Regions from separate parts of the Homo sapiens genome. Here region 2 is linked to region 1. Evidence: chromatin loops called from intact Hi-C (ENCODE). Cell type or tissue: heart right ventricle. All regions are shown on one strand. Links, peaks and the distances in the headings refer to the core of each region. The heading gives the core; the rest is flanking DNA.

Region 1 (15,577 bases), core at 2,515-10,514:
AAATCTAGAAATACTGCATTTCACAAAATGATTCACTGTGTTTCCCTTTTTTTACTGAGGTCCAATTCATTTAGTCGTCTACCAGACACTGCACATCCAGTGTATGCGAAGCACCAGGCTAGGCTCTGTAGGCAATACCACTAAAGTGTGCACTCTGATTTAGGGAGCAGGACCTGTGGATACCGATTCTAATAACTAGCAAAGTCAAGTCGTGGTTATAGAAAGAAGTGTGGCTTCAGAGGGAGGTGGGTATTTCCAAATATGGAGTTAGGGATGGCTCCATGAGGTAAGTGACAGTTTGAGCTAAGTCTTGAAGGATGCTTGGCAGCTAGAACCATATTTTCCATATTCAGGAATTCAAATTTGCCTTTATTCAGCTAGAGAGAAAGAGAGAAGGGGGTGTGGGGGAGAAGGAAAAGAGAATTTTCACACATTTTGAAGTTCCTGAGAGCATTTCTGAGGATATCTGCCGTTAGTGCAGAAGGTCGAAACCCCAAGTGCCCCCACTAAACCCAGGCTCTTTAGCTGTAAACTGCCATGCAGTGGCAGGCCTGCAGCCTTCCTGATGGGACCACATGGACAGTGGCACATGGGACATTTGGCTACTCGTTAGCTTAAACAACTCAGTCCTGTGTCTTCTGGTTTTGACAAGACCACATTTAGGACTGCTGCCCACCTCTGCCTCTTTCATTGAGATTTCCGCCTTATTGGGTCCCTGTGCTATGCCACAGATACCAGGTTTGGGGTTGTTTTGACCCAGAAGGCATTGGGAGTCCCACATTACAGAGCACACACACAGCTCAACACAGCCATTTCCCTGGCCAGAGGCACCAAGACTGAAGTTCAGGCCCTTAGACACTAGGTGGCAGCGGTGTGGCTGTGCAGAGCCAAGGATGAACCTGAGAGCTTGTTTGCCTCTGGCTGGGCACTCTTGTTTTGAATTCCTTTGCCCTTATCGTGTAGTCCACGGCCTTGGTGACCAAGGACCACCTGGCTAGCCTGCTTACATGCATGACCCCATCCAGGTTCACAGGTATTGCCACTGAGTGATCTTAGGTAGATCACTGCTCCTGGAGAAGCAGAGTTGAGGAGTGTAAGACAAGGGCCATCTAGTGCCAATGTTCCTTGATTCTTATTTGAGGAGCTACTATGTGGTCTTTCTGTAAACAAGTGAACAACCAATGAGACTAAATATTTGCAATAGATAGGCTAAGGAATTTGGGTTGAGACAGGAGACGGAGGAAAAATGCTTTGATACAATGACAGATGGTTAGTCTCTTCAGATTTCCCTGAATATTTTCCATCCCGACAATATGCCTCTTAGATACTTGCAGATTAGACATGTCTCTGGATGGACCACAAGATACATTCACAACATGTGTTCAGCCTTGAGCCCTGGCTGTGTCCTGTCTGGAAGGAACTGAGGATGATGTGGCTATAAAGAGGAGGCAGTGAGCTGGCATGTGACTGCCTTCTGTGGGCCTGACCTGTTTGACATTTGAGGGCCTATGATGTGCTAGGTGCTGTGTTAGGTACTTCCAAATGCTTTATCTCATTTTACCCCAGTGCAAGTGTGATATAGTGAGGATGGTGAAGACGTGGGTATGGTTAAGTCATGAGTTCAGATCCCGTGCTTCCAATTACATGGGTGTTTTCAAACAAGTCACTACTTATGAGTTTCCTCATCTGTGAAGGGAAGTTTAGTCATCTGTTTCAATGTGGAGACACACAGGATTGAGGGAGTCCTCCGTCACAGGGTGACTGTCTGGATTCTATGAGGAAATACTTGGAAAGCATGCAGCACAATGCCTGGGGTGCAGCTGAAGCTGAGCCACTGGTGTTTCTTCACAGTATCTCTGTGGGGAGGGTGTATTATTCCTTTTTATAGGGATCTCTATAATGAAGTGAGAATCTTGAAAATATAAGTGTTATCCTAGATGGGAGGTGTTAAAGGTTTTTGCCTTGGGAATTTTGTCATATTTGTTGCACAGCAAGGAAGGACTTTCAGAAAAGCAGGGATGTGGTGAGGAAGAGCAGGCAATAGAGAGCAGGGAGGAAAGGCTAAGTAGCATCTGGAACTTGAGAAGTCTAAGGGAGCCAAAATGAGATTTTCTATTAAAAATGTCTATCCTCAGCCGGGCGTGGTAGCTCACGCCTGTAATCCCAGCACTTTGGGGGGTCGAGATGGGCAGATCACCTGAGGTCAGGAGTTCGAGACCAGCCTGACCAATATGGAGAAACCCCGTCTCTACTAAAAATACAAAATTAGTTGCGCGTGGTGGTGGGCGCCTGTAATCCCAGCTACTCAGGAGCCTGAGGCAGGAGAATCACTTAAACCCAGGAGGCGGAGGTTGCAGTGAGCCGAGATCGCGCCATTGCACTCCAGCCTGGGCAACAAGAGCGAAACCCCGCCTAAAAAAAGAAAAAAAAGAAAAAGTCTATCCTCTATGCTACTGGCCTGTTTGTACAAAGATAAAATCATTCTAATTTGTCCGGAATGACTATCAAAGATGATCAAATCCCCAGGGCCTGGTGTAACGTTCCAAATCATAGCACAAATACAGCTTGACCTTCCTTACAGTCCAGAAAGGACATTCTCCCTGAGAAATGCCCTTGGTTGCTGAGGACAGCTCTGTCCTGTAGTGACAGAGTGACTGCCTGGCTGTGGCTCTTGGGTTCACAGAATCCCTAATCCTCCAAGCCCCTAAGAGGCAGGGCAGGGATGCTACCCACAATATATGCAGAACCCCAGATGGAGCCTGTGGGAGAGAGAGGAAATTACCGTCTTCACTGTAGGCAAAGGAGAATGGCTGTGATTAGCCATATATGCCTATAAGAAGGAGCAGAGCCATACTGTCCTTGTGGGTTGGGAGAGGGGACACAGAATCCAGGGCAATTGTCTGAGGTCTCAAAGTAAGTTAAGCCAGAGTCAAAGCCAAACTCCAAGTCTTGGCCAAGGGGATGAGAAAAGCAAGGAGCTAGTCTTATAGGTCAAGGAAGATGAGGTATAGTTAAGAGTCATCAGTATCACAGAACAGGCCAGCAGGGCTTTATTAGGTATGTAGAACTATTATAAACCAAGGATCTTGGGAGATATTAATATCTGCTGGCCAGACCTAAAAAAAACTGAAGGCCCAAGGAAAGTGACTGGACTCACTGGAAAGTATCTAACAAATACTTTGGATTCCAAAGTATTTCCAATACCTTGAAGATTCCTTTGAAAACATCAAAGCACAAACTCAAATCTGCACAAGATTACAAAAGCACAATTTTGGTGTTATTTTTAGAATGCAATACACAAAGCTATGTTCATTTCTCTCAGCAAGCATTTTCCTGGGTAGTAGTAATAGCTTAGGAATCAAATGCCACTTTTGTTTTTCCTTTTTTCACTAGTTTGAAATACCACAAATCACAGGTGAGTCAGTCCTCCCAGAGGAAAAGACAGTCCTAGGGAGAATCACAGGCCTGGCAGACAAGACCACACTGAGAGCAGTAGAAGGAACCTGCATGCTTAAGGGACAGAGGACTGTGTTGTGTTCTCATAATAGACCGCTGGATGAAGAAGTGGTTAAAAACCAACCCTCGAAAAACAAAAATCCCTGGCTAATCCTGAAATATATTTAACTTGAAGTCTTTGGATGATTTTTTTAAGGTTAAAAAAAAGTTTAGGATTATTATAAATCAATATTTATAAATAAGCAACAATGTATTTGGAATTTTTGTTTACCTGATTAAATATGTTTTTGGTATGTGTATACTGTGGAAATGGTGAATTTGTACTTGGACTTGTGGTCTGTGGACTTTGTTGGGTGCCTCTGCCTTTCTCCCATTTTCTGCAGCCATATCCCTATTGTCAACCTCCCTTCCCATGGGCTAAAGCGAGGGAGACTGAGCAGAAAGGGGTGGATTACTGCAGAATTGGTGGGGGAGTGCCCATACCAGAGTCACCTGCAAATACTCATCCATGCATTTTCATAAATTCCTCCAAGGCAATTAAATTCAGATAACTGTTTAAATGACCTACTTCTCACCATGCCCAAGAAACACTCTTAACCCAGAGTTTTTATGGGAGCTATGCCCTGTCTATCCATCTACAGATGTATTTTCTACCCCATAATCAAAAGTCAAAGAGGGCAAGAGGCAGATTATCGTTACCATTGAGACTCAGAACCACCTCGGGGCACGAAACCCACCTTTTCCTGACCCCCTTACCTGCTACCACTGAAATCATCTTCCAAGTGGATGGTGGCCCTACGGTCCAGTTTGCTGAGCTTTCTGGGGTCCTCTGACACACACCCAATCTTGGAAGCAGCTGGCACTTGTGAATTCTGCCTCTGTAGAATGTTTTCTCTCTTTGCTGCCTCCTGACGGCTTGTCTGGCTTGCCCTGCTTCTGAGCAATACACACCATCAAAACTGCAAAATCACTGTGGGTGGGGGACCCAGTTCATTTAACAAATACTTTTTTTATTTTTTTGAGATGGAGTCTCGCTCTGTTGCCCAGGCTGGAGTGCAATGGCGTGATCTCGGCTCACTGCAATCTCTGCCTCCCGGTTCAAGCTATTCTCCTGCCTCAGTCTCCTGAGTAGCTGGGATTACAGGCACATGCCACCATGCCCGGCTAATTTTTCTATTTTTAGTAGAGGCAGGGTTTCACCATGTTGGTCAGCTGCTCTTGAACTCCTGACCTCGTGATCTGCCCACCTCGGCCTCCCAAAGTGCTGGGATTACAGGTGTGAGCCACCGTGCCTGGCCAACAAATACTTTAAAAAAAAATTTTTTTAGAGCAGTTTTAGATTCACAGCAAAACTGAGAGAAAGTAGAGTTCCCATAGCCCCACTCTCCCCCATCAACATCCTGCACTAGAGCAGATGAATACCATTTTGACTTTCTTCTATTGTTTTTCCTGACAGTTACTCCTTCACCCCACTAGTCCTCCAGTATCCTCTGTCCTGTCAATTTCCCAACACCCCGCTATAACACATCCCTGTTACTGTCTTACTACAGTGGAAGGAATGACATACTGTGTGCTTAGAGTCGTCTTTTCAGTTATCCTGTATAACAATTCGTCAATCTTATGGCTTCATCTTGCCCTAACAGCCCCTGTGACATAGGTAGGGCAAATATGACCACCCCCTTTAGAGAGGGAACAAACCCAGAGAAGTCAGGTGTCTTGAGCAAGGTACATAACTGAAAACCAGAAACTAAGACCCTTGCACTTTTCGGAAGTCATAAAGTGACCTTGTTTGGCTAAAGCTCTGATTCTATCCTCTTGATCATTTACGACGTTTCCTAATGTGGATACATATGTGCCTTTGTCAAGCTGGATGTTGAAGTCCAGCTGAACCTACTGAGCTTACTGAGTAATAACCTACTGCAGTTATTTCCTCTACACAAAAAGCTAACCTTCTCAGCAGCAGATGTCTCTGGCTGTGGAGGAGATCCTTGTTCTCCATATGGAAGAGGGATGCTCTGCTTGACTACTGACTGGTCCGTGAGACCAGTCGTGGCTCAGCCAGGAGATATTATGTCTTACTCTCAGTATCTGACTTTGTCCTTTCTCTCCAAGATATTTAGATTCCTGAAAATAATAGGAACATTTCAACTATCTGCTAATTAAACAATAAGAGATTGACTACTTTCAACAAAAAAGGGCAGCTGTTAACAGCACAAACACTAAAAGCATCAACAGACAGGGGCCCAGGATTGAGATGACCATGGCAAGCCATCACATTTGCATTGGCACTGGCCTCTTTCAGCCACCATGTATAGTCACCAATGATATCACATCCACTTCCAGAGTGTGAGCAAAAGCTAGAGCTCAAGGCTGGTGCTGATGGTGATGGATAAGCTGTCATATGATCCGTAGCTCTGACCTTGACAACTCCAACATTTTCTTTCTTTTGTAAGTGTTATAATTTTGGCAGCACTGAATAGCTGTTTCAAGATGGGGTCAATAATCAGTCCAGCATGTAATTCAATGTCTTCTCCAGCTACTGGCTGGCAAGGAGGTATAGTGAAGATAGTTACTGGCTGGACTATAGGTCATGGAGAAGTTGCTGGGTTTATTTCTGTCCTTCACAAGTGAGACAGTTCCTAAGAGCCCACTGAATGGAAGCTCAAAGACTTTCCCCACTAAAAGGGAGAAATGATGTGCCATCCCAGAAACCTACAATAGCAAAGGCCAAGCGTGTGTGTGAGGGTGTGCGCGACAGTGAGCGTGCCTTTGAAATCGCGGACCACTAAACCCAACACTCTGCCATGCTTGCGATTTTGCCTCCAAGATATTATGAGGCAGTGAACTAACTGCCTCACTCCCACCTGGCAGGTCTGGGTTCCGGAAGTGGCTTTGTATATCAAGAAAGTAGCAAAGAGAAGCCATGGACATGTATTGTGCTCATATGGATGACAAGAGGAGGAGAGAAATCAGAAAGTATAGAGAGAATAATTTGGTGTTAAGAAAAGATTTATTTTGTGAATGGACTGAAGAGACATGAGCACATGAATAGGCTGAGGGGAAGATACCAGCAGAATGAAAATTTAGTAGAAGTGAGGGAGGATGATTGAAGGGTTAGGTCTGCAGGAGCAGTTTTGGGTCATAACCTATAGGATATGTAGGTCTGGGTGTAGATGACTTGAATGGAGGTGGATACTAGAGTTAAGGAAGAGCAGAAATTAGACTGGATGGTCAATAACTTGCAGTGAAATTTAAAATTTGGAGTGAGAGGCCAGAAGCCATTTCCTTCAGGGCTACTTTATGCTACTATGTGAGCTACCCATGATGCTCTCAGTCATTTCTGCTTGAAGACTAACTCCTTTATTTGTGTAATGAGGTTCCACTGATCAGGAGCGATAACGACTGGAGGTAAAAATAAAGTATAGTTGGCCCTTGAACAACACAGGTTTGAACTACATAGATCCACCTATATGTGGATTTCCTCTGCCATCCCTCAGACAGCAAGACCAACGCCTCCTTCTTCCTCGGCCTTCTCAACAGTGAAGACCTTTATGATGATCCATTTCCACCTAGTGAACAGTAAATATATTTTCTCTTCCTTATGATTTTCTTAATAACACTTTTTCTGTAGCTTACTTTATTGTAAGAGTATAGAATATAACACATAAAATATACAAAATATGTGTTAATTGACCATGCTATCAGTAAGGCTTGCGATCAACAGGCTGTTAATGGTCAAATTTTTGGGAAGTCAACAGTTACACATGAATCTTCAACTGTGAGGGGGGCTGGTGCCACTAACCCCTGGGTTGCTCAAGGGTCAGCTGTACCGTGGAAGGAGAAATGAAGGAAGTCCTTCTATGTGATTCTATCCCACACAAGCAAAAAAGGAAAAGGTTGTTAAATCTAGAAAATATAGAAAAATAGTCATCGTATGCTACAGGAGAGATTGGAAAACTGTGGGTCAAAGTAGCAAGGCATTAAATAAAAAGTCAAATTCAGGGTATCTTAAAACAACCAGTTTCTTTAATTAGAAAGCAACAAACATGCAAATGGCAAGTGTAGAAATTTATTTGAACCAACATTTTCACTATGATGAAAATTATTCTTCAACATTGATCCAAGCTCCCACATTTGAAGGTTAGGGAAAATATTGCACTTTGCATTTTCTAGCACTCCTCATACACGGCAAAAAGTTTTAAAAACATTCTGCTAGTTTTGTTTTATACAATCTCCCAAATTCATGCACACAATCATTCCAAACCAATGTTAGGTTATCCCAAAAAAAGGGAAAAACTCCAAAAACCATAACCTTAAAATTGCACTAAAGCTCTGTAAAGAAAAAAATATAATAAATGTCTTATACAAATTTCAGAACATTTAAGTGCTTGCCAAAAAGAGTTTATTATTCCTCATCCTCATTTTCATTCTCTTGACCAGAGCCTTCTGATCTGTCACCCTCCAACCGGTCTGGAAACACAGATAAGAGAATCGCAAAGAGAAATACTTTTAGTAATTACAATTATTAATATTTTTCAATGCCTTTTATTTAAAACGCATTAAAAATCAGTTCACCACTATGTGTGGATGTCTTTAGAGGCAAATAAAAGAGTAAAGAAAACACAGTATTATTAGCTTTGATTATGCATGTTATTCTAAAACATGTAAAAATGAAAAAAGAAACCCACTCCTAAAATCTTGATATATTATGTTCTACTGCAGTGGTTGTCAAACAGTGTTCTTTGGAGTCTAGGTTTCTAAGGAGGTACATCAGGTGCTGCAAAGGGGAGTGAGGAGGCAGCTGTGTGAGAGAAAATATGTGGACGATTGTTGAGGATTTGTGTAATTCTGTTTGTAAAAAGATTTTTTTAAATTAAATACTATGTTCCAGGCATTGTGATAAAACCTGAGAATACAATGGTGACCAAAACAGATGTAAATTTCTGGTCTCAAGGAGCTTATTTAGGTTAAATACTCAAGTGAATATAAACTTACAAACTGGTGAGTACAGTATGCTCGTTCAAGTTTTCAGGAATTACACTTGCTATTCCTCTGCTTGGGATACTTTTGCCCAATTCTTTAGCTATAAAGGTTTACTCATCTCAATACAACTATTATACCCTTGGTGAAACTTTTCCTGGACATTTCCAAACAGGCTATCTGCAGAATTATGAACTCCCTCCTCCACATTCTAGAATATCTTATATGAACTTCATAATGATGATCCTAATTACAGTAATAGTCGTTTGCATGTCTTCCTGCAGACCAGATTGAGAGTTCCTGGAGGGCAGGAGTTACTTCTTTTTATCTTTATATCCTCAGAGCCTAGTATAGGATGTTCAATGAAGGTTTACTGAATAAATGAATATAAGTTTTATGAAGGTAAGATACATTACATAAGGGTATTGTGAAGAAGGCAACAGCATAAAATCACTACCATCACTGAGATGGAACTAGGATGTTTCTGCCCCAGAAACATTTCCACATAGTAACATGGAAAATATTAAGGTTAAGCATAAGGAAAACAGTTCAGTCCCACTGTCAACAGCAAGAGAAGACTGAATCCTGAGATTTTATTTATTATCTACACAGGATTAAATGCTCCCACTGGATCCTAGGTCAACAGCACCAAGAACAGTACACTGAAGGGACTATATGTCCCTTTTAATTGTTTAATTGTCCAAGTGAATTAGATTAAATCTCCTCTATGCCAACTCTAATCCAATGTCAAACCAATGACATAATGTATGTGTAACCTTTATAACCTTAATTATACAAATAGGTATTGAATACAAATAAGTATTCAATTCCTTACTGATCTATAAAGGTCTATTCAAATCTTATTTTGTTCATTTATTTTATAAATATGTATTCAATACATATTTATAAAATAAATGAACAAAATAAGATTTGAATAGACCTTTATAGATCAGTAAGGAATTTAAACACAGTAGAAGAATTTCTGACCAATAAAAGGCTACCTAAGGGATATTAGTATAAAAAAAATTACATTGTTTTTATTGTGTGATACTTTCAAGAGAGAACAAAACATGAAGTTGCTATTCTACTTAAGTAGGGCTCAGGAATGGGAATCCTGAGTATGACTGAATATATTCAAGAAACCTATCCTGTCATGTTAGAGCATGATGAAGCAGTAACGGCCTATCTCAAAGTTGGCAGGCTTCTTACTCAAATTTCTTTTGGTTGTCACATTATAAAGAAGATGGGATAATAGAGAGTTAAGAAAAAAATGTCACAGCCTTTAAATCAGGGAGTTTGCAGTAGAGGTTAGACTTTTACACTCAGAGGCACACAATAAAGAGACAAATGAGGGCCAAGAGTCTTACGATAGGTCACAGAATAAGTGACAGTGGCTTCTGAAATGAGGAAAGCAGAATAGTTGTTCTCTCCTCAAATTCAATTCATTTAACTGATGCATAGTCACCTCTTCCAGAATGTAAGCCCAACTTCTCAGAATTAATTAAATCTTCTGTTCATGAAATGCTACTGAAGTAGTAAGGCTGCAAAGCAGTTAACACTTATACAAATCTCTGGTTGGCAATTATAGACAAGGAGGTCTGAAGAACAGTGTGTTCTCTTAAATAAAAACTGGAAATAAGAATCACTTCTATGTATACTGTTTTTCTTTTTCTTCTTTTTTTTTTGAGACCGAGTCTCGCTCTATCGCCCAGGCTGGAGTGCAGTGGCGCGATCTTGGCTCACTGCAACCTCCGCCTCCCGGGTTCAAGCGATTCTCCTGTCTCGCCCTCCCGAGTAGCTGGGACTACAGGAGCGTGCCACCACACCCGGCTGATTTTTTTGTTTTTAGTAGAGATGGGGTTTCACCATGTTAGCCAGGATGTCTATGTATACTGTTTTTCAGAAGTAGCAATGTCAAATTGCTTTTGTAAATAAGGTTTACATTTGTAGAAAGGTTCCTTTTATTCTGTTAGAATATTTCTTCAGGAAACTGGGGAAGATAATGATATGAAGAGACACTGAGTTTGCTGCAGAGGGAGGGAAGGTAGATAAGAAAAAAATTTCCCAATGGAAGCCTGTGTTTCACAAAAAACACTGTTGTTTTATTTTCCAGGCTACCCTTTACAAAGAATTTATTTACTTTCTTTAAAAGAAATAATACAAATTCATTGTTAGCTAGAGATTTGATACTAGATGTGTACTTATTTACCAGAATACTCAGTATTTGTTAAGCAACTACTATGTGGTAGGCACTGTTTTAGGAGCCTAAAGACCCAGCTGCAAATTAAGACAAACTGGGTCTCTGCTCTTTATAAGCTTACTTTCTAAGGAGGAAGATAGACAACAAACAAGGTACCACCTGTATTTTTCTCCTCTAATCTGTAATAAGACAATAAATAAAGAAATTAAAGCTTAAGAGTGATAAGTACTTGAGGAAAATAAGGCAATGAACAAGAATGACTAAGTGAGAGGGAAGATATGAGAAGACACAGAAAACAACTTTAGATTGAGTGACCAGGGAAGACTTTTCTTTTCTTTTTTTTTTTTTTTTTTTTTTTTTTTTTTTAGACTGATTCTCCCTCTGTCACCAGGCTGGAGTGCAGTGGTGCGATCTCGGCTCACTACAACCTCCACCTCCTGGGTTCAGGCGATTCTCCTGCCTCAGCCTCCCAAGTAGCTGGGACTACAGGCACGCGCCACCACACCCAGCTAATTTTTGTATTTTTCAGTACAGATGGGATTTCACCATGTTGGCCAGGCTGGTCTCAATCTCCTGACCTCGTGATCTACCCGCCTCGGCCTCCCAAAGTGCTGGGATTACAGGCATGAGCCACCGCACTACCAGGGAAGACTTTTCTAAGGAGGTGATATTGGAGCTAAGACCTCAATTGTATGTGAAGTCCTGGGGGCAAAGTTGGGCAGATGAACAAGTGAAAAGGTCCTAAATGTGCTACTAAGCTTGATGAGTTTGAGGAAGAGAGGCCAGTATGGCTAAAATGTAGTGAGCTAGAAAAAAAGGTGGACTGAGTGGAAGTCAGAGGTTGGCAGAATGTATGTCATGTAGGACCTTGAAGGCCAGAGTAAGAAGTCTGGGTTTTACTTTAAGAGCAATAGGGAGTCCCTGAGAATTTTAAGAGGGGGTGGTATCTAATTTGTGTTTTAAAAAGGTGGTAGCAGACTATAGCCCATAGGCAAATACAGCCCACTGCCTGATTTTGGTTTTGTTTGAGACAGAGTCTCAATCTGTCACCCAGGCTGGAGTGTAGTGGCGCAATTTTGGCTCACTGCAACCTCTACCTCCCAAGTTAAAGTGACTCTCCTGCCTCAGCCTCCCAAGTAGCTGGGATTACAGGTGTGCACCATCACGTCCAGCTAATTTTTGTATTTTTGTATTTATAATTTTTTTTATTTTTTATTTTTATAGAGACGGGGTTTTGCCATGTTGGCGAGGCTGGTCTTGAATTCCTGACCTCAGGTGATTCACCTGCCTCAGCCTCCCAAAGTGCTGAGATTACAGGCGTGAGCCACTGTACCTGGCTCTGTTTTTATATATTAAGTTTTATTATAAGTGCCATACCTGTTCATTTACATATGGTCTATGGCTGTTTTTGCATTACAATGGCAGAGTTGAGTGGTTACAATAAAAACCATATCTGGCCATTAACAAAAAAATTAACTGACCTGTTTTGAAAGGATCCCTCTGGCTGCTGTGTGAAAATCAGACTATGAGGACAAGAGAAGTAGAAGCAGGGAGATCAAGGGTATATAAATATTAGGTCTATTCTGGAGTAAAGTTAGTATCACTTACTGAGGGAGTCAATCTGTGAACGATTTAATAAGTGATTGTGATCTCAATAGGATAACAGGCTTTGCAAACCCATGACAGAGAAATGATAACTATCTGTGCTAAGATCCAGAGGTATAATGGGAAGAATGTCAAGAGATAATGCAGGGTTTTATAAGACATGTTAACACATTTGGACTCTACCCTAAGAACATGTGTGGGCAAAGGAGAATTTTAAGCAGGGCAGTAAAGTGATTCTAAGACATTCTAGAGGAGTCTAGAATGATCCATGCAAACCATTACCATCTTTCCAAAGCCTCTCAAAGCTTCTAGGGATGTCAGAAATGCCTTTCCATCTCAAGTGGCCACTAGACTAGCAGTCTTTAGTGCATTATTCATGAGATTAACTTTGGTTGCTTTTTAAAAATGTAGACGCTTAATCTCTATCCAGCTAAAATGAACCAGAATCTTTAGCAGGTGAGACCTAGGTAAGTATTTGTAGTTTGTAAAACCCCTACAGATGATTTTAAGAGGCTCCTTCATTAAAAATCACAGCTCCAACAGAAAGAAACTGTCCGTATCTATTCCCTGGACTTCCTAGGAAGCCTTCTGGAGTAATGGATGAGCCGAGAGGTACTTTGTGGCTACCATGTGCTTATTTGATCCAAGTCCATTTTTAACTCTCCTGAATATGCACACATTATTGTATTTGGACTGCAGGACACTGGATAGGAGAGAAAAAGAGTGGTTGACTAACTGACCCATCAAATAACTAGATATCTTAAAGATAAGGGCAGCAGAAATGTTAACTCTTGGGCACTTTATTCTATCTAGTATTTTGTATAAGAGAAGCAAGAAGATAAGCTGACTAAACCAACTAGAAATTGTCTTTTTGATTGCTGGCAAAAAGAAATGAAAGAGAATTTTTATATTATAAAACACCTTATCTAATTCTAAAACCAAAGAAGGATGGTAGTGGCTATTAACTAACCAACCATTGCTACATTAGCACAAATAGATTTTTGTGCAACTGGAAAGAGAATTAATTTTCTGCAGGAAAACTACTGAGGAAGAGCCATCCACTAGATAAGAGTAAGCACATTTTAGGTGTCATTACCAGTAAACGTTTTTCTTGTTTTAAAATGCTGCTTCCTCAAATGTGAAATTCAAATGGATGAATTTTAAGGGTTACTTGCTGTTATTGAACAAAATATATTTTAAAAAAGTTACAGTGTTATTATAATTTAATAATACAGGAACCCAAAGAAGATCACAAAAACATTTTGTTGGTCTATTAACATTTTTTGTTTACATTCCAGGTTTATTTTTTGTTGTTGTTTTCACCATTTGAAGTTTTCCCTCTTTCCTGGTAAAAGTTAATATTTACATTTGAGGATTATTTTCTAATTCTTTTAATTACAAACATATGGGTCTTCTTTCAATTTTTCAGATGTGCTATACTTTCTCTCCTCTAGGGCTTAGAAAAACGCTATACGCTGTCTACTTTCTGTGGAATACTTGTCTCCATTCCCCACTCTCTCTGAGGAAGTGATATTTAATTCACTGCTTATGCAGTTCTTACAGTAAGAAGTTATCTCAACAGAGTGAAGATGGGAGGGGACAGCACGATTATAAAAACCCTGAGGTGGGAAAGAGTTTGGTGTATCCCCAAAAATCAAAGAGGGCCAGTGTGGATGGAGTAGTCACAGAAGAAAAGAATGCTGTAAATCAGCTAGAATAGTTTGAGATTAGATCATCCAGAGGTTTGCATGTCATATGAATGATTTGAATATATTCCTGTAAGTGAAATTTATAGGTCAAAGGGGAGTAAGGGCTTGGAAGCTAATTTCAAATTCTGGCTTTAATATTTATCAGTTGTGTGACTTGGGCTAAGTTATTACAAATAACCTACTTTGTAAAGGATTGGAGGTAAATGAGGATAAAGCTGTGAAATAATTAGTATAAGCCTGATACATTATAGTTACTTTATAAATGGTACCTATTATTATTAAATGATAGCTAATACCAAACGTATGGGGACATTTATGAAATCAGTGAAGAGTGGTAAAACTCTTTTGTTTGATAAATATATTCTGCTTATAACAGATACTAGACCTTTTCTTTTGTTATAAATTATTCAATTCCTTCTTGAACATTAGTTGTAATATATGCATTTTTATGTATCTGTGGCACTGCACCTCACAGTTTATCTAAAACAAAAAAATATTCAAAAAGCAAACTGAGGTATGTTTCATTTCTTAGCATGTCACATTTATTTCTGTTTGGGCTATGACTGATTTTCAACAAACCTACCATTAAAGAATATGCACGATAATATATCCTAAGGTTATGTACTCTAAGAAAACAGCAGCTGATAAGAGTTTTTACGTGACTCTGGTCTTTTCATTTTGACCATTTTACGACAAATGTAGTTCATGAGGAACTAAGTTACTGTGCCAAGATCAAGCATTCACAGAAATCCTAGTTTAGAAGTTAAGCTACCCTCATTTTGTGATATTAAAAAATATATATAAACCCCTTTAAAGCAGATCTTAAATAATAATATATTTTCAAATATAAAAATGGTTTTAGTAGTATACTTAAAGTTCCTACCAGCTCGGATATGATTAAGTGAAGCCAACATCCTCAACATGAAAGAGGCTGGAACTGTAATGGTGTTTCTAGTTTCTTCCAGCATGAGTTCGTTTCGAGTTATAACCTACAAGGCAAGTTAAAAATCGTATCAAAGATCATAAAGTAACTGTATTTTTTCCTTGAAGATCAGGCAAACCGTAAACAATCAGCCAGTACCAGGAGGAATTACTTCATTCTTTATGCGTCTGATGTCTATATTTCTGCCTTAAGTCTATTCAATGCCAAATAATCACTGTAACTTGTATTTAAAGGAGGAAGGTCAAAGAACACAACTCTTTCAAATGGCAGAAAAACAAAGGTCAAATTTTGAGGCTACTTAAAACATTTAAGAATTTAATTTAGCTTTTACTTGCAATTTGCTTCTCAGAGCCATTTACTTTGTTGGCTCCTTGTTTTCCCTATAGGAGAACTGATAACTTTAGTGACGAAATACAGTTAAATTATTATCCATGGGCCACTTGAATCCCTTGAAAAGATGTTACCTTGACTGAGGCAGAGTAGTCTTGGAAAATAAATTTTTGGGCAAGGGTTAACAAGAAACTGAGCCTTAAGTACCAAGAATAGGATTACTTGAATACTCGTGAACACCCAGAGATGCAATATGTAACCATGAGCAAAGGAAAAAAGTGGAAAAGCAAAAAACATGGCAAAGGAAAAAAAGGATGAAAGAAAGAGTATGAGAGGAAGAGAAAGATGCTACTC
Region 2 (15,577 bases), core at 4,811-12,810, 230 kb after region 1:
TTACACATAACGTCTAGGGGTTTTAACTATATTTAGCAGGAGGAATAGGGAAAAACATACCAACTCTCTCTTCCTGGAATTGGAAGCCTCTTCATTTTTTTGTGACTCAAATTAAGTAATACGATGATTTAACAGCTATAAGCACGACGTGTATTAATATTACTAAACCTAGAGGGTCAAAACGTATTCCTCTGCGACTAAATTTAAAGACAAGAATATAGGTGTGAGATCAGTGTCATGATGAGGTGAATACGGTGCAATAAAGGACTTATGGTGCTGCTGTCTCTATGTAGCAGGATAGAAAATCACCACCTAAAGGTGACAATGAGGGAAATTTCATAAAAAAGATTCCTCTTGCTTCCTAAAAACCCCTGCCTCCTGGGTGAATGAATGATGCTCAGATGTCCCTATCCATGTTTCAGTCTGTGCTGCATCTGTTGCCTCTCACTTCTTGTTCAATAGCATGACTACAGGACCATGTGGCCCCCAAGGGCACATCTGTAGGAGAAATGAGACAGATGGTTGTCTGAGAGAACAGGGCAAAGCTCTACCTTTTTTTTTTTTAAGGAACAAGAAACATTAGCTTGCTTTTTAAGGAAAGATCAATTTTTTTTTTCTTTCTGGATGATTGTGATGAAAAAATGGAGAAGACTTTCTCTGGCCAAATTAGTTTTAAAGATGATAGTGGATCATTAAATAGATAATGACTGCTATGATTATTATTTTTAGACTAAATAATTCCATTATAATAATATTAAGATGCCAATGGATTAAAGGAAAGCGATATGTAAATATAAATACTGCAGAGTAAATACTATTTCTAAATTTTATACATTTGTTTACTTTGTTTACTTGTTCAATAAATGTTTATGTAGTATCCGTTATGAGCTTTTTTTTTTGAGACAGAGTCTCACTCTGTCGCCCAGGCTGGGGTGCAGTGGAACGATCTCGGCTCACTGCAATCTCCGTCTCCTGCGCTCAAGCAGTTCTCCTGCCTCAGCCTCCCATGTAGCAAGGATTACAGGCATGCACCACTACCGCCCAGCTAATTTTCATATTTTTAGTAGAGACAGGGTTTTGCCATGTTGGCCAGGCTGGTCTTGAACTCCTGACCTCAAGTGATCTGCCCGCCTCGGGCTCCCAAAATGCTGGGTTTACAGGTGTGAGCCACTGCACCTGGCCCTGTTATGAGCTTTTTAAAACACAATCAGGTGTCTTCTCTATTTAAAACCCTTCAGTGTCTTTTGTGTCTTAATTTTAAAAAACTGAAATTAAGGAGAGATTCTGGTTACATAATATTGTGAATGCACTACAGGCCGCTGAATTGTATACTTTAAAATAATTAATTGCATGTTAGGTGAATTTCACTTCAATTAAAAAAATAAATATGATACATAATCCTGGACTGGATCCTATACTGGAAGAAAAGAGAATGTTAAAGGATATTATTTGATCAATTCACAAAATTGGGATATGGACAGTAGACTAAAGTATTGTATCAATGTTAAATTTCTTTTTTTTTTTTTTTGAGACACTCTGTCGCCCAGGCTGGAGTGCAGTGGCACGATCTTGGCTCACTGCAGCCTCCGCCTCCTGGGTTCAAGCAATTCTCTGCCTCAGCCTCCCGAGTATCTGGGATTACAGGCAACTGCCACCATGCCTGACTAATTTTTTTTGCATTTTTAGTAGAGACGGGGTTTCACCACCTTGGCCAGGCTGGTCTTGAACTCCTGAACTTGTGATCCACCCACCTCGGCCTCCCAAAATGCTGGGATTACAGGCGTGAGCCACTGTGCCCGACCAATGTTAAGTTTCTTGAAGGTGATAACTATATTCTAGTTATATGAGAGAGTGTTGGCCAGGTGCAGTGGCCCACACCTATAATCCCAGTACTTTGGGAGTCTGAGGCGGGCGGATTGCTTGAGCCCAGGAGTTTGAGACCTTCCTGGGCAACATGACAAAACCCCATCTCTACTAAAAATACAAAAATTAGCCGGGTGTGGTGTCGCACGCCTGTAGTCCCAGCTACCTGGGAGGCTGAGGTGGGAGGATTGCTTGAGCCAGGGAGGTTGAGGCTGCAGCAAGCTATGATCACAACTCTCCACTCCAGCCTGGGCAACAGGAGTGAGACCCTGTCTCAAAAAAACAAAACAAACAAACAAACAAAAGAGTGTCAATATTTTTAGAAAATACAGAGTAAAGTATTTGGGAGTATAGGGTGTGATGTATGTGACTTATATTCAAATGCTTCAGAAAAATATGTACACATAGAAGGAACCTAGGATATAGTAAATAGGGCAAAGGCTGACAACAGGCGAACCTGAGTAGGGAGTACATTCTGTCTATCACCCTTTTATTTCTTTCACATAATTGAATTACGAGATTATCCTTTTAATGTATTTATCTATTGTTTAATGTTTGTTTCCCACTAGAATGTGAGCTTCATGAGGCATGGAGTTTTGTGCTCTCCTGAATCCCCAATCCTAGGAAAATTCCTAGCACCTAGAGGCAATCAGTTAATACTGGTTGAGTGATGGAAAGAATGGTTGTCTCAATGCTAGGTCCTGGAAGGGGAAATAAGCATAAAATAGCATGGACCACGTCATATCCTTGAGCCCCACTCTCCTACTCCCAACACACACACACACACACACACACACACACACACACACACACACACGGCCCCCTTTTTGGTATGCTATCCTCCCTTGGCTTTCCTGACCCCACACTCCTCCTGTTCCCCTCTCTGACCAGTCCTCAGATAATCCTTGGCTCTCTACCTGGGTCTACTCCTCCTGGGACATTCTTCAAGTTCTATCCTTAACCCTTTCCTCTTGCTAGCTTGCCAGAATTGGAAACAACTCTCTCCCCAGTTGTTTTCATTTACTCATCTATTTCTCAGCCTTCGTGTGTGTCGAACCCTAACCTCACCCTTAATTCCACACCCATATTTCCAATTGCCCATTGAACTATTCCACAGATTCCCTTAAACTTAATAAATCTAAAACTTCATGCATTATCCTCCCGCTCAACCACCCCTCCTTCTGTACTTCGTGTCTCTGTCACTTCTATCACTGTCTTGCTTAGGCCCCATTTCCTCCATATCTTTAGTATTTGCTTTCTCCTTGCTGAACCACTTGCCTGGTTCTATCCATCCTCACTTCTTGACATTCCATTGTTATAGCTCCTTACATAGTCTTCCCTGTCCTAGTCTCTCGCCTTTTCCATATGCTGCTTCCAGTGGTACCTTCCTAAATACGACTAGTTGGATTACTACTATCTCCTCTTCAGAAATCTGTGACCTTTCCCTCTTGTCTATAAAGTCCAGTCTTCATATTATGGTGTTTAATGCCCTCCATGCTCTGCTCCCAAACTAGCTCTCCAAACACGTCTCCCACATAGCACCTGAGCACTCCAGGCCCTGCACTTTAGTCACGCTGGGCCGCTCCATTCCCCTAACTCGCTAAGTACTCTGAGGTTCCTGTGCCTTCGCGTTGGCCTCTCCTCCACTTGCCGCTTAGAATATCTCTTCATCCTTCAAGGATCAAAGTACTTCCTCCCCTATCAAGCCTTTCTGAATCCACCAAGTCTGATTTAATTGTTATTTTCTGTTCCCACAACATGTTACTCTTTGCTCTTTAGCTCTTAAGTCACCCATCCTGATGTTATAATTAGTTACTTATGTATCTGTCTCCACAGATTTTTAAGCCTCTTGAGGGCTGGAAGCATGTGTTATTCACATTGATAGCCTTCACTGGATATGATGCACAGAAAGTCCTTAATAAATATGTCCTGTATTGATGTGAACTCTGGTGCTTACTGTATGTGCCCAATCACATGGCACTCATCTACTGCCTGGCAGTCCAGCTCTTAGTGTACATGACTTAGAGCTCCAGGAAATAAGGAACTTGGTTTTATTCACCTTCCTATTTCCACCTCACCTAGCACAGTCTTGCCGCTACCAAGGACTACATGAATGGCTGAAGGGATAGAAAAATAATGCATTTTGGAGTACTAGGAAACCAAATTACTAGGCACATTTACTATTCAAACTTCACCATTTAAAATATCTCTGATAGTAGCTATGTCCTAATTAGAGTACAGTGCCTCACAGAATGTGTTTGTAACTGAGTGTGGGTATGTAAATGTATACATACAAATATATGTTTATGTATATATATAATAATACATTCTGATATACATTATGTATATACATAATACATATATAATACATTCTGATAATCTGACTGTGAATCAAACGTTTGTAAAGCCTTATATCCTATGGAAGACATCAATAGTGCCAATTCTTTTGGTTGGGCAGGGTTGGCAGAGGGAGACAAAACATTTTTGAGTACATCTAGATTTTCATGAATCAGTTTTACTTAGAATAAGGTTTCCAGCGGCCTGGTGCAGTGTGGCTCATACCTGTAATCCCAGCACTTTGGGAGGCCGAGGCAGGCAGATCACTTGAGGTCAGGAGTTTGAGAACAGCCTGGCCAACATGGTGAAACCTCATCTCTACAGAAATTAGCCAGGCATGGTAGTGGGCGGCTGTAATCCCAGCTACTTGGGAGGCTGAGGCAGGAATCGCTTGAACCTGGGAGGCGGAGGTTGCAGTGAGCAAAGATCACGCCACTGCACTCCAGCCTGGGCGACAGTGAGAGACTCCACCTCAAAAAAACAAAAAACAAAACAAAACAAAACAAAAAAAAGGTTTCCAGAATATTTGGTGAGCCAATATACATCTCTGCCCAGTCTTCCTCATATGAGATCCATCTCAAAGTTCATTGGAAAATCAGACCTTATAAGACAGGATAATGACTCAACTTTTCTTCCCTTTTATACCCCTGTAGAGTATTCCATTAAGCTAACAGAGAAGTTAAACATGGTTACTCTCCATAGTGATAAGGAAAGTGAAGAAGTCTGTCACCTCACAAGTGGTGTCAGACTGAAAAACCTGTCACCTCCAACGTCATTAAAAGGTAAGAAAATCTGGCCGGGCGCAGTGGCTCACGCCTGTAATCCCAGCACTTTGGGAGGCCGAGGCGGGCGGATCACAAGGTCAGGAGTTTGAGACCAGCCTGGCCAATATGGTGAAACCCCGTATCTACTAAAAATACAAAAAAATTAGCCAGGCACACACCTGTAATCCCAGCTACTCGGGAAGCTGAGGCAGGAGAATTGCTTGAACCTGGGAGGCGGAGGTTGCAGTGAGCCACTGCACTCCAGCCTGGGTGACAGAGTGAGACTCCATCTCAAAAAAAAAAAGAAAAGAAAATCTGACCTGGTATTTATTTTCTAGTCCCTAAACTCCACTTTGGCTTTCTCTAGGATGTCTGTTTTTAAAAGGAAAAAGAAAAACAGCAACATTGGTTGTTTGTCTGTTTGCTCTGTACTGCCTGAAGCAGTGAGAAGGCTCAGGGTAGGCTTGGCTTTGCTCCTAAGAGCCATCTTTCCCCCTGTGTATATTCTGGGATCTGCATAAAAGAATGAAATATTGTACATTTTCAATTAAACAGAAACCAAATAATGAGGGAGAAAATCTAATACTGAGATACTTCCTGTCATCCACTTTTATGAGAAAGAAATGACAAACGAGTTTATATGAAAGACATATTATTGGCCAGGCACAGTGGCTTACTCCTGTAATCCCAGCATTTTGGGAGGCCAAGTCGGGTGGATCACTTGAGGTCAGAAGTTCTAGAGACCAGCCTGACCAACATGGAGAAACCCCGTCTCTACTAAAAATACAAAAAAAAATTAGCCGGGCATGGTGGCGCATGCATGTAATCCCAGCTACTGAGGAGACTGAGGCAGGAGAATTGCTTGAACCCAGGAGGCGGAGGTTGCAGTGAGCCGAGATCACGCCATTGCACTCCAGCCTGGGCAACAAGAGAAAAACTCTGTCTCAAAAAAGAAAGAAAGAAAGAAAGAAAGATGTATTATTATTCTTTTAAAGAAAAATGACTTTCAAGGAATGTTTTAGTATGAACTCAGCTCCAATTCATGCCATCCATAAGCAACTTTCAATGTTTAGAAAGGTGGCCTAGGGACATCTCAAGGTCCTCAGTCTTCAAAAGAGTGCCATTTATGTTTCGTTAGCTGTGTCTACTAATGTAAGAAGGCAGTAGCTCACACCTGTAATCCCAGCACTTTGGGAGGCCGAGGCAGGTGGATCACCTGAGGTCAGGAGTTCGAGACCAGCCTGGTCAACATGGTGAAATCCCATCTCTCCTACAAACACAAAAAATTAGCCGGGCATGGTGGTGGGTGCCTATAATCCCAGCTACTCAAGAGGCTGAGGCAGGAGAATCTCTTGAACCCAGGAGGCGGAGGTTGCAGTGAGCCGAGATCAGCCATTGCACTCCAGCTTGGGCAACAAGAGTGAGACTCCATCTCAAAAAAAAAAAAAGAGGATGGACTAGCTTAGTTTCTACTGTGTTTTTTGGGCAAGTTGAGAAATTCTAATTTTGTCCCTAACAGAAGGACATCCTGGTCAAAATGTCCAGAAAGTCACATGAGCTACCGATATTCAAGCTTAGATGAAAAGTTGGGATAGGAGCTGTGAACTCTCTGACACTTGGTCATGACACAGAGATGATAATGTATGTCATGAGAATACATAAATTTCTAGGGCAGATAGAGAGAAACCAGGAGTTTCTAGGAGAAAGGGGAGGCAGAGAAGAAGATACAAAAGGACCAGCTGAGGAAGTCAACAAAGCACAGGAATGGCAGGGCCTGCTCCTTCTGACAATAGTGATTACAATGTCCTCTCCTCTCCTCACACACACTTGTCACACTTTAGCACAAAATCAGAACACCATGAAATAGATCTTAATTTTGTCAGGTCATTGTGCTGTGTGTCTTTCTAGGCCATAAGCCTGCATCTTTAGTACTCCCAGCACAAGTGCTATCCACAAATTAGGTACTAAACAAATACTTCTTTTGACTTAGCTTGGCTGAGTTTCTTGCAACAAGAACTGTAGAGCAGGATGGTTGTCCACCTGCTCTATATTAAATACAGCATATTAGATAAAGATAAATAACTAGTTTTCTACTGTGTGGCCTTCTACCTGCAGAAATCTCTCTGATCCAGCTGGATAGCATGAGACTTTCCCACCAAATGCTGGTGAGATGTGCTGCCATCATTGGCCTGACCTTCACCACTGAGTTGTTGTTTGAGATTCTCCCCTGTTGGAATATGAAGATGATGATCAAGACCCTGGCAACCCTAGTGGAATCTAACATTTTTTATTGTTTCCGGAATGGCAAGGAGCTTCAAAAGGCCCTGAAACAGAATGATCCCTCATTTGAGGTGCACTATCGTTCCTTGTCTCTGAAGCCCAGTGAAGGGATGGGTGAGTAGCACCTGGAGTGACCCAATTTCCTCTTAAGGACCCATCTAGATCAAAGAATTGACCTATGTTAGGTAGAAGGGGCTGATCTGTTGCCCACTGCCTGGCTGAAAAACCCTTTTTGCTCTCTCCAGATCACGGTGAAGAGGAACAGCTTCGTGAACTGGAGAATGAGGTGATCGAGTGCCACAGGATTCGATTCTGTAACCCTATGATGCAGAAAACAGCCTACGAGCTGTGGCTCAAGGACCAGAGAAAAGCCATGCACTTGAAATGTGCCCGCTTTTTAGAAGAAGATGCCCACAGATGTGACCACTGCCGAGGCAGGGACTTCATTCCCTATCATCACTTCACAGTGAATATTCGGCTCAACGCTTTAGACATGGATGCCATTAAAAAGATGGCTATGTCTCATGGATTTAAAAGTAACCTACTTCATTTTAAAATTATCCTAACTGTTCTTGGGAAATCTAGAGACTAAGATCTAGAAGGAGTGGGTGTGGATCTTGAGGGCTTCAAGTCTCATAAGCGGCTTGGGCACAAAGAATGATGAGACTTCAGCAGCCTAGGCCAATGGGGAAGAGAAAAGTAAGGGAATGTACCTGTATTGAGTCTAGCGAACCAATCTCACTATAACTGTCAGGGAGGGTTTGGGGATAGGGGCTCTGGCAAAATGGGATGTGACCAGAACTCAAACTAAAATATCCCACTTAATTCACACCAAAGGATGGAATCCAAAGGGGGGTACAATCTGACATGATGACATGGTGTTTCTTGGCAGATAAGAATATTATTGCTTTGTTGGTCTAGTTTGAAACAGGTTCCAGTGGGTAAAGAACATGACTGAGAGAGAATTAGCCAGGGCTAAGCAGGTCAGGGCTCCAGAAAACAGGGCTTGGTTTCAGGGCAAGAATTCAAGACCATCGGAGAAGCAAAAGTTAAAAAGTTACAAGCCAATAATACCAACCAGCCATGTGATCTGAGAAAACATAGCAGAGGATTCAGGGGGTGTAAGGACCCAAAGACTCAGTCACTATGGGCATGATGGGTGTCAGACACAGAGCAACACCACCAATTCTAGCCCCCATTCATGGTGGCCAGGGAGCTCCTAATGGGCTGCCTACTCTAGTCAGAGGACCTTGGTGATTATGGCTAAATCTGGTTGGGAAATCAGAGGCTACAAGTAGAGGACTCCTATATTATAAGGATATTAAAAATCAGGAAGAAATGTATCTAAACTGCCTAGTACATAGCAGGTGCAAAATAAACTTTTTTTTCTCATTCGTTCTCCATTTCATGTGCCTTCTCAGTGGATCCTCATATTAACCCTTTAAGGTTGATGAGGGTTGTTTTCATTGTATAGATTTTTTAAATTGTGGTTCTGGAAGCTTAAGTAACTTACCCAATACCACAGAATGAGTGACAGGCTTTATTCAATCTGCCATCAGTCTAATTCCTAAGTTCATCCTCTGCTCATTATACCTGAGCTCCCCCAAATGTGGGGTTGGATTTTAGGTAATACTTGCCAGAAGATAGGAAGTTCGTAGACACAGCATGAAGTAGAAATCAAGAGAATGAGAAAGTTGCAGCTTTGCACAGTGGGACGAGCATGTTGTTGAAACTGCACTAACACTAGTCCATCTCCCTTTTTGGAAAACAGGAATCAGGCTGTAGGTTCAGAGCCTTAGGATCTGGACCATGAAGATTTTTAGTCCTCTGAGAGCTTGAGTACAAAGAGGATAAGACTTCAGCAATAGTCTCATCTGCACTGGGCAGGGAAGATGTCAGGGGAATGTACACCTACCTGAGTCTAGTTCTATTACTAGCATTTATTAAATTCTCTCTTGTTTGTTATATTTTTACAAAATTGGTAATATTATTATCACAAAAGTGGTATGTGTGTAATATTATGTTGAAATTGAAATTTGTGCCAGAGCACCAAGATACAACTAATGCTGCAATTCAAACTGAGGCAGTGGATATACAGAATTACAAAAGAAATAGCTGAGAATCAATTATAATCTTGGATCCTTCGCCCAGACCTAAGACATAGAAATGAGGAAGAGGATGTAGAGGGTCAGGATTTGTGAAGAGATCTCTTTGGTGAGAACTGATGAGGTGCTGTGTGCCCTCCTCAAGTGGGTTGTTTACTTCATCACCTCAAGCCTGGTGAGGTGTCTTCCTTAGAATCAGAGGACATAGAACACTGGGGCCTGCCTCATGCCTAAGAAGGCTGAAGTGGCCTGTGGCTGCATTGGGATCAAGCTGCCATCCCAGACTGTGGGAAAGGATGTGTGAGGGTTTCTCATGGATCAGATAAAACCCACCTGGGAGAAACAGCCAGTCTGGAACCATTTTAAGTTCTTCCCAGGGTGCCCTTGGGAGGGTAACAAGACCCTTGGGTGTGGACTGCTAGAATGAGACAGGGATAAGGGGGACAGACTGGAGCACCGAGAAGATGCGCTGCCTGAATTAAGGAAGCTTTAGTGAAGGATCCCACACAGGGCCCTATTCAAAGAACCAATGAAAGTATCAGTAGGAGATGAAATGATGGAAAGAGATGAGGGAAAGGGGAAAGAAGAATATTTGACTGTGCGGGGTCAGTGAGTCATACATATACACACACACATACACATGTACACACACATACATATACATAGATGCATTTTTTGGTAGATTGATGTTTTATTTTGGGGGATAAAATAAGCTAAAATACACTGACAGCTAGAATATAGGTCAGTTTGAGCAGCTGGCCTTGAGCAGGTTGACTAGTGTCATCAAAGCAAACAATTTCAGTTATTTGCAGATTTTCCAATCAACTGGCAGTTCAGCTCTGGAACATATATGACCAAATGTCTCTGAATAATGTCTGCTGGTATCCCTTCCATCAGCACCTCCACCTGAGTGAGGCCACAGCTCTACTATTTCTCTTATCAGAATTTTTCACCTGTTCAGAAGGCTATCGACTCGACAAACTTTAGAGACTTTGTAAATTCCCTAAATGTCGTATCACAAAACAGTAATCCCATGGCCGACCGTCCCACACACCTTCAGTAATTCCAGTCAGGGGCAAACATTTTTAATTTAGCTGTTCTTTCTAGTCATTACCTCCATATACTAAATGGTATATTAACATTGCTTTTACTGATTTTTAAGAAAATCAAATTCTGACATCTGTTTTCTGGCTATGGCAGATGAGGATTTAACTCTGTTACACCACTCCTCGGCCCCTCTCCCCTATATTGTCATATAACTGGCATTAGATAAGCCAATGAAGTGTTTACATTATTAAGACTATGTAAATGTTGTCCATTACAAACCAAGTAATATACTGTGAATAGATTTCTTAACAAATGTTTATTTTCCCTAGGGTTACTAGGAAACGTTTTTTTTTTTGCAGTGTCTTCCTTAAAATATCCTGCTTTAATCTATCCTAGACAGATAGATACTCTGTCTATCCTTTATCCCTGAACCTCCCAAAGTGTGGAGTATAACCTTTAGGCAATACTGGTCAAGGACATAATTGGGACCAAGTGTGGTGGCTCACGCTTGTAATCCCAGCACTTTGGGAAGCTGAGGTGGAAGGATCACTTGAAGCCAGGTTCAAGCCAGGGCTGGTTCAAGACCAGCCTGGACAACAAACTGAGACTCTGTCTCTACAAAAAACTAAAAATAAGAAAATTAGCCAGGTATGATGGCACACATCTATAGTCCCAGTTTCTCAGGAAGTTGAGGTGGGAGGATCTCTTGAGCCCAGGAGTTCAAGGATGCAGTGAGCCGTGATCATGGCCACTGCTCTCCCCAAAAGGGGAAAAAAAAGACATAATTGGAGGAGATTCAGGGCTACTGCATTATGTGTGAATCAGATAGGGAGGAAGCTGGTAGCTGGTCCCTTTCAATTCTCTTTTGATCCTCATGTCCTTCTTAAGAACTGTTATTTTCTAAGTCTTGATTCATTCCAACGGTTTACCCTCCTGGGGGCTGTCCTTCAGCTTCTTCCACCTATTTCATCAGTGACTACTCTTCTCACTCCTTTATCTTCTACAGATATGTTGAACTTTCATTCAGCATTTCATTTACTCATTCCACAATTATTTATTTATGTGCCAGGCATTGCTTACTGCTCTAGGCATCTGAAATGCATCGGTGAACAAAACAGCATTCTGTTGGAGAAAAGTAGACAGTGGAGAACAAAAACATAATAAAGAAGTAAATATCTGGGTGCAGTGACTCATGCCTATAATCCCAGTGGCTTTGGAGGCTTGAGGCCAAGGGTTCAAGACCAGCCTGGGCAGGATAGCAAGACCCCATCTCTTAAAAAAAGAATTAGCCAGGTGCGATGGCTTGTGCCTGTAGTCCCAGCTACTCAAGAGTATTGCTTGAGCCCGAAAGTTTGAGACTGCAGTAAGCCATGTTCACCCTACTATACTCCAGCCTGGGTGACAAAGCAAGACCCCAACTCTTAAAAAAAAAAAAAAAAAAAAAGGAAAGCATATAGTATAAGCGATAAATCCCATGGGGAAAAACAGAAAAGAATGTTGGGTAGGAGGAGCGCAGAGCCATTTGGGTGACTTCACTGCAAAGCAAGATTCATGTAAAGACAGAGGAAGTGAGGGATTTTGCTGTGTGAGTGGCTGGGGAAGACTGTTCTAGGCAGAGGGGTAGAGAATGCAGTGACCCTAAGACAGGAGCGTGGCCCTTCCATTCTATACATGTTGAATTTATACTTTTAGAGATCATTTTATTCTTGCCAGGCACAGTGGCTCACCTGTAATCCCAGCACTTTGGGAGGCTGAGACAGGTGGATTGCTTGAGCTCAAGAGTTCAAGACAAACCAGAGAAGCATGATGAACTCTCCCTCTACAAAAAATACAAAAAAATTAGCTGGGTGTGGTGGCAGGTGCCTGTAGCCCCAGCTACTCAGGAGGCTGAGGTGGGAAGATCATTTGAGCCAGGGAGGTTGAGGCTGCAGTGAGCTATGATGGCGCCACTGCACTCCAGCCTGAGCGACAGAACAAGGCCCTGTCTCAAAAAAAAAAAAAAAAAATCATTTTATTCTCATTTAGTTAGGTAAAATGTCCTGAACCTGGGGAGACAGAAGATAAACCCAAGAGGTAGTCTGACATCTTGAACCTAAAGTCTTAGTTTTAGTTCTTTGAAACCATAAGGTGGGCAGGTGATATCTTTGCTTTTCTCTTTTCATTTGAGAACCTATAGGCATTTGTATGTTTTTTTCTTTTGATTTTTACAGATTCTCCTTGTAGTAGGAAACTCTTAATATAATATCTCCTTTGTAAATGAAAAAAATGAGAATCAAAAATAATATGATTCTGGTTGGGCACGGTTGCTCATGCCTGTAATTGCAGCACTTTGTGAGGCCGAGGCAGGCAGATCACAAGGTCAGGAGATTGAGACCATCCTAGCTAACACAGTGAAACCCCATCTCCACTAAAAATACAAAAAATTAGCCAGGCATGGTGGGACACGCCTATAGTCCCAGCTACTTGGGAGGCTGAGGCAGGAGAATCGCTTGAATCCAGGAGGCAGAGGTTGCAGTGAGCTAAGATTGCACCACTGCGCTCCAGCCTAGGCAACAGAGTGAAACTCCATCCAAAAAAAATAGTAATAATAATATGATTCACCCAAGCAATAAATGACATAATGACAAAGAGCATACCTCATATGCCCTGATTCTATTTGCTTTATCTATCCAATCTTTGCATCCCATTCTATCACCATTACCATTTTTTTTTTTTGAGACAGGGTCTTGCTCTGTTGCCCAGGCTGGAATGTAGTGGCATGATCTGGGCTTAGTGCAGCCTCAAACTTCCAGGCTCAAGCCATCCTCCCACCTCAGACTCCCAAGTAGGTGGGACTACAGGCACATGCCACCATGTGCTGCTAATTTTTTTTTCTTTTCTTTTTTTTTTTTTTATAGACAGGTCTTGCCATGTTGCCCAAGCTAGTCTCAAACTCCTGGACTCAAACGATCCTCCCACCTCAGCCTCCCAAAGTGTTGGGATTATAGGGATGAGCCACTGTGCCTGGCCACCATTACAACTTTAAACATAAAAAATACATAGAATGTTGAAGAAGGAATAGCATTTTCATTTTACTGATTGATTTATTTTCAACAAACGTGCGTTTATGCAACAAACATTTATTAAGCGTCTACCATGTGCCAGGAAGTGACCTAGATATTCGGACCATAGTAGTGAAAAATGGTAGACATTTATTATCAATTTTTATTTTATTATTAAGATAGACATGTCTCTTCTTATAAATTTGAATTTTAATGGCAACTGACAGACAATGAACAGATTAAGTAATAAAATCTTCAAGGGGCCTTGTAGACTTTGATAAATAGTCTAAATTTCAGTCTAAGTGAATTGGAACACATTGGAAATATATCAATTAGAATGAGTATTGGCTGCATATAATAAGGACCTAGCTAGTGTGGCTTAAATTTATTTATTATTAAATGTATTGTATTTATGTATTTCTCATGTAAAAGGCTTGCCTCATCACTGGGACTAGTATGGAGGCTTCATGATCATCAGGGTCCTTGGTCCAAAACAGCTGCTGAGGCTCCAGCCAGCATGTTTAATGCCAGAAGGAGAAAAGAAGCCAAAACATGAAAGGATATCCCCTCCCTTTTAAAGGATCTTCTAAAAGTCCTACCCAGTATTTCCTCTTACATCCCATTGATCAGAACCTACTCACATGACTATATCCAGTTGCAAGGGAAGCTGAAGAATGTCGCTGTCTATTACTAATGAGAAAAGGGACAATGGAGATTGAGTTGGGAAACCGGCAGTTCCTGCCACAGAGATCTGAATCATGCTTTTTAAATGGTACTGCCTTCTCTACAGAAAGAGATTGAAAAGGATAGGAATAGAAGGGAGATTAGTTTTTTGCAGTTGTCCAGGTAAAATTTTGGTAATGGACTGAGGTGGTGCTGTAGTGAAGATGGACAGAAGACGATGAATTCAGATATGTTTTTGGGTATGGTCAACGGGACTTTCTGATGGACTGAATAGGGAAGGGGGTAAGAAAAAGAAAATAATCAAGGATCTTGCGCAGGTTTTTGTCTTGAGAAAATGGATATATGACAGTGATGCTTACTATGTTAGGAAAAGTTGTAAGTGGGTATAAGTTTCTGGAGGAGAGATTCGAGAGTTTCTGTTTGAATCATGTTAATTTTGAAATGCCTATTACACATTCAAATGGCAGTTGCCAAGGTGGTATTTGAATATATGGGTCTGTAGTTAAAGTAGATGTCGAGGCTTAGATATATAAAATGGAAATCCATTAGCATATGAATGTAATTAAAAGTCATGGGCAGATGAAACTGCCTAGGGAGAAATTGTGAAAGGAGAACGGAGCCCAGGACCAAACTGAGGTTTACCAACATTTAGAATGTTGGTAGACGAATAGTAGCCAATTAAGTAGGCAACCAATTCCCTTATAACACACAAAACAATGTGTGCTAAAAGAATCAGTGAAAAGGGAGAGTGGTCACTTGTATTAAATGCTGCTGAGAGGTAATCAAGTGCAGACAAAGATGTAGCCTTTGGATGTGGCAACATGGTGGCCACAGGTAACTTTAACAACAGCAGTTTTAGAGAAGTAGGGGGACAGGGTCATAATTCAATATATTCAGCTGCTAGTCACTAAGGAATCAATAAATAGTAATCTAGGAGAAGAGGTGGCCAAATTGATCTCTGTGCAGTACAATAAGGACTATGATACAGGTCTGCACAGGGTTGACGGGCACACAGGAGTTGGGGTACTTATCTATGGAGGCAAGAGCACAGAGGGCTTTCAGAAGAAGGTGGTAACTTCTTAGATGTTCAAACTGCATCTATAAGATGTATGGAGTAATGCATTAGCCTGGGAGCCAGAAAACCTAAGTTCTAGTCCTGCCTCCACCACTAACAGATGTATGACCTGAGACAAGTTCATTCCCCTCTCTGGGATTCTTTCTTCTGCCTGAAGGGAGAAATGGCTGGACTAGACAAGCCTCATTTGTTTTCTGTTTTAAGATCATTATGGAATTTTCTAACCTGTTCAAGTCTGCTTAGACTGAGGTTTTTAATTTAAGATTCTCTGCCCTTCAGTTAACCTTTTGGGGTATTTCATTTAATTATCTATATTTCTCCACTGGAAATTGATGTCACTTTCTTCAGGTTTAATTCATAGTTTTTATTGCAGAATAAATG

What was found. Hi-C counts contacts between places; a loop is a spot of excess contacts. Peaks named below come from ENCODE experiments on the same cell type or tissue, not always from the same donor. Only the 100,000 strongest peaks of a DNase experiment are listed, where the experiment ranks them.
Region 2: it touches region 1 in a loop (25-fold over the local background); 2 of 110 quality-filtered maps call a loop at or near these places.

Annotation. Positions count from the first base shown.
Region 1 is chr1:168,067,720-168,083,296 of GRCh38, reverse strand. DCAF6 (DDB1 and CUL4 associated factor 6) reads right to left here. Exons shown (of 22, transcript NM_001198956.2): 21 at 14,834-14,939; 22 at 7,461-7,926. The coding sequence ends at 7,862. It overlaps GPR161 (G protein-coupled receptor 161), which reads left to right. Exons shown (of 6, transcript NM_001375883.1): 6 at 1-3,755. Among named protein-coding and RNA genes, the nearest start is that of GPR161, 61 kb to the left of the region's middle. RefSeq lists a silencer at 712-1,006. In heart right ventricle, for the core only: no CTCF peak of the experiment used is centred there; no DNase peak of the experiment used is centred there; H3K27ac peaks cover 806 bases.
Region 2 is chr1:167,837,766-167,853,342 of GRCh38, reverse strand. ADCY10 (adenylate cyclase 10) reads left to right here. Exons shown (of 33, transcript NM_018417.6): 19 at 4,854-4,982; 20 at 7,080-7,358; 21 at 7,490-7,780. Among named protein-coding and RNA genes, the nearest start is that of ADCY10, 69 kb to the left of the region's middle. In heart right ventricle, for the core only: no CTCF peak of the experiment used is centred there; no DNase peak of the experiment used is centred there.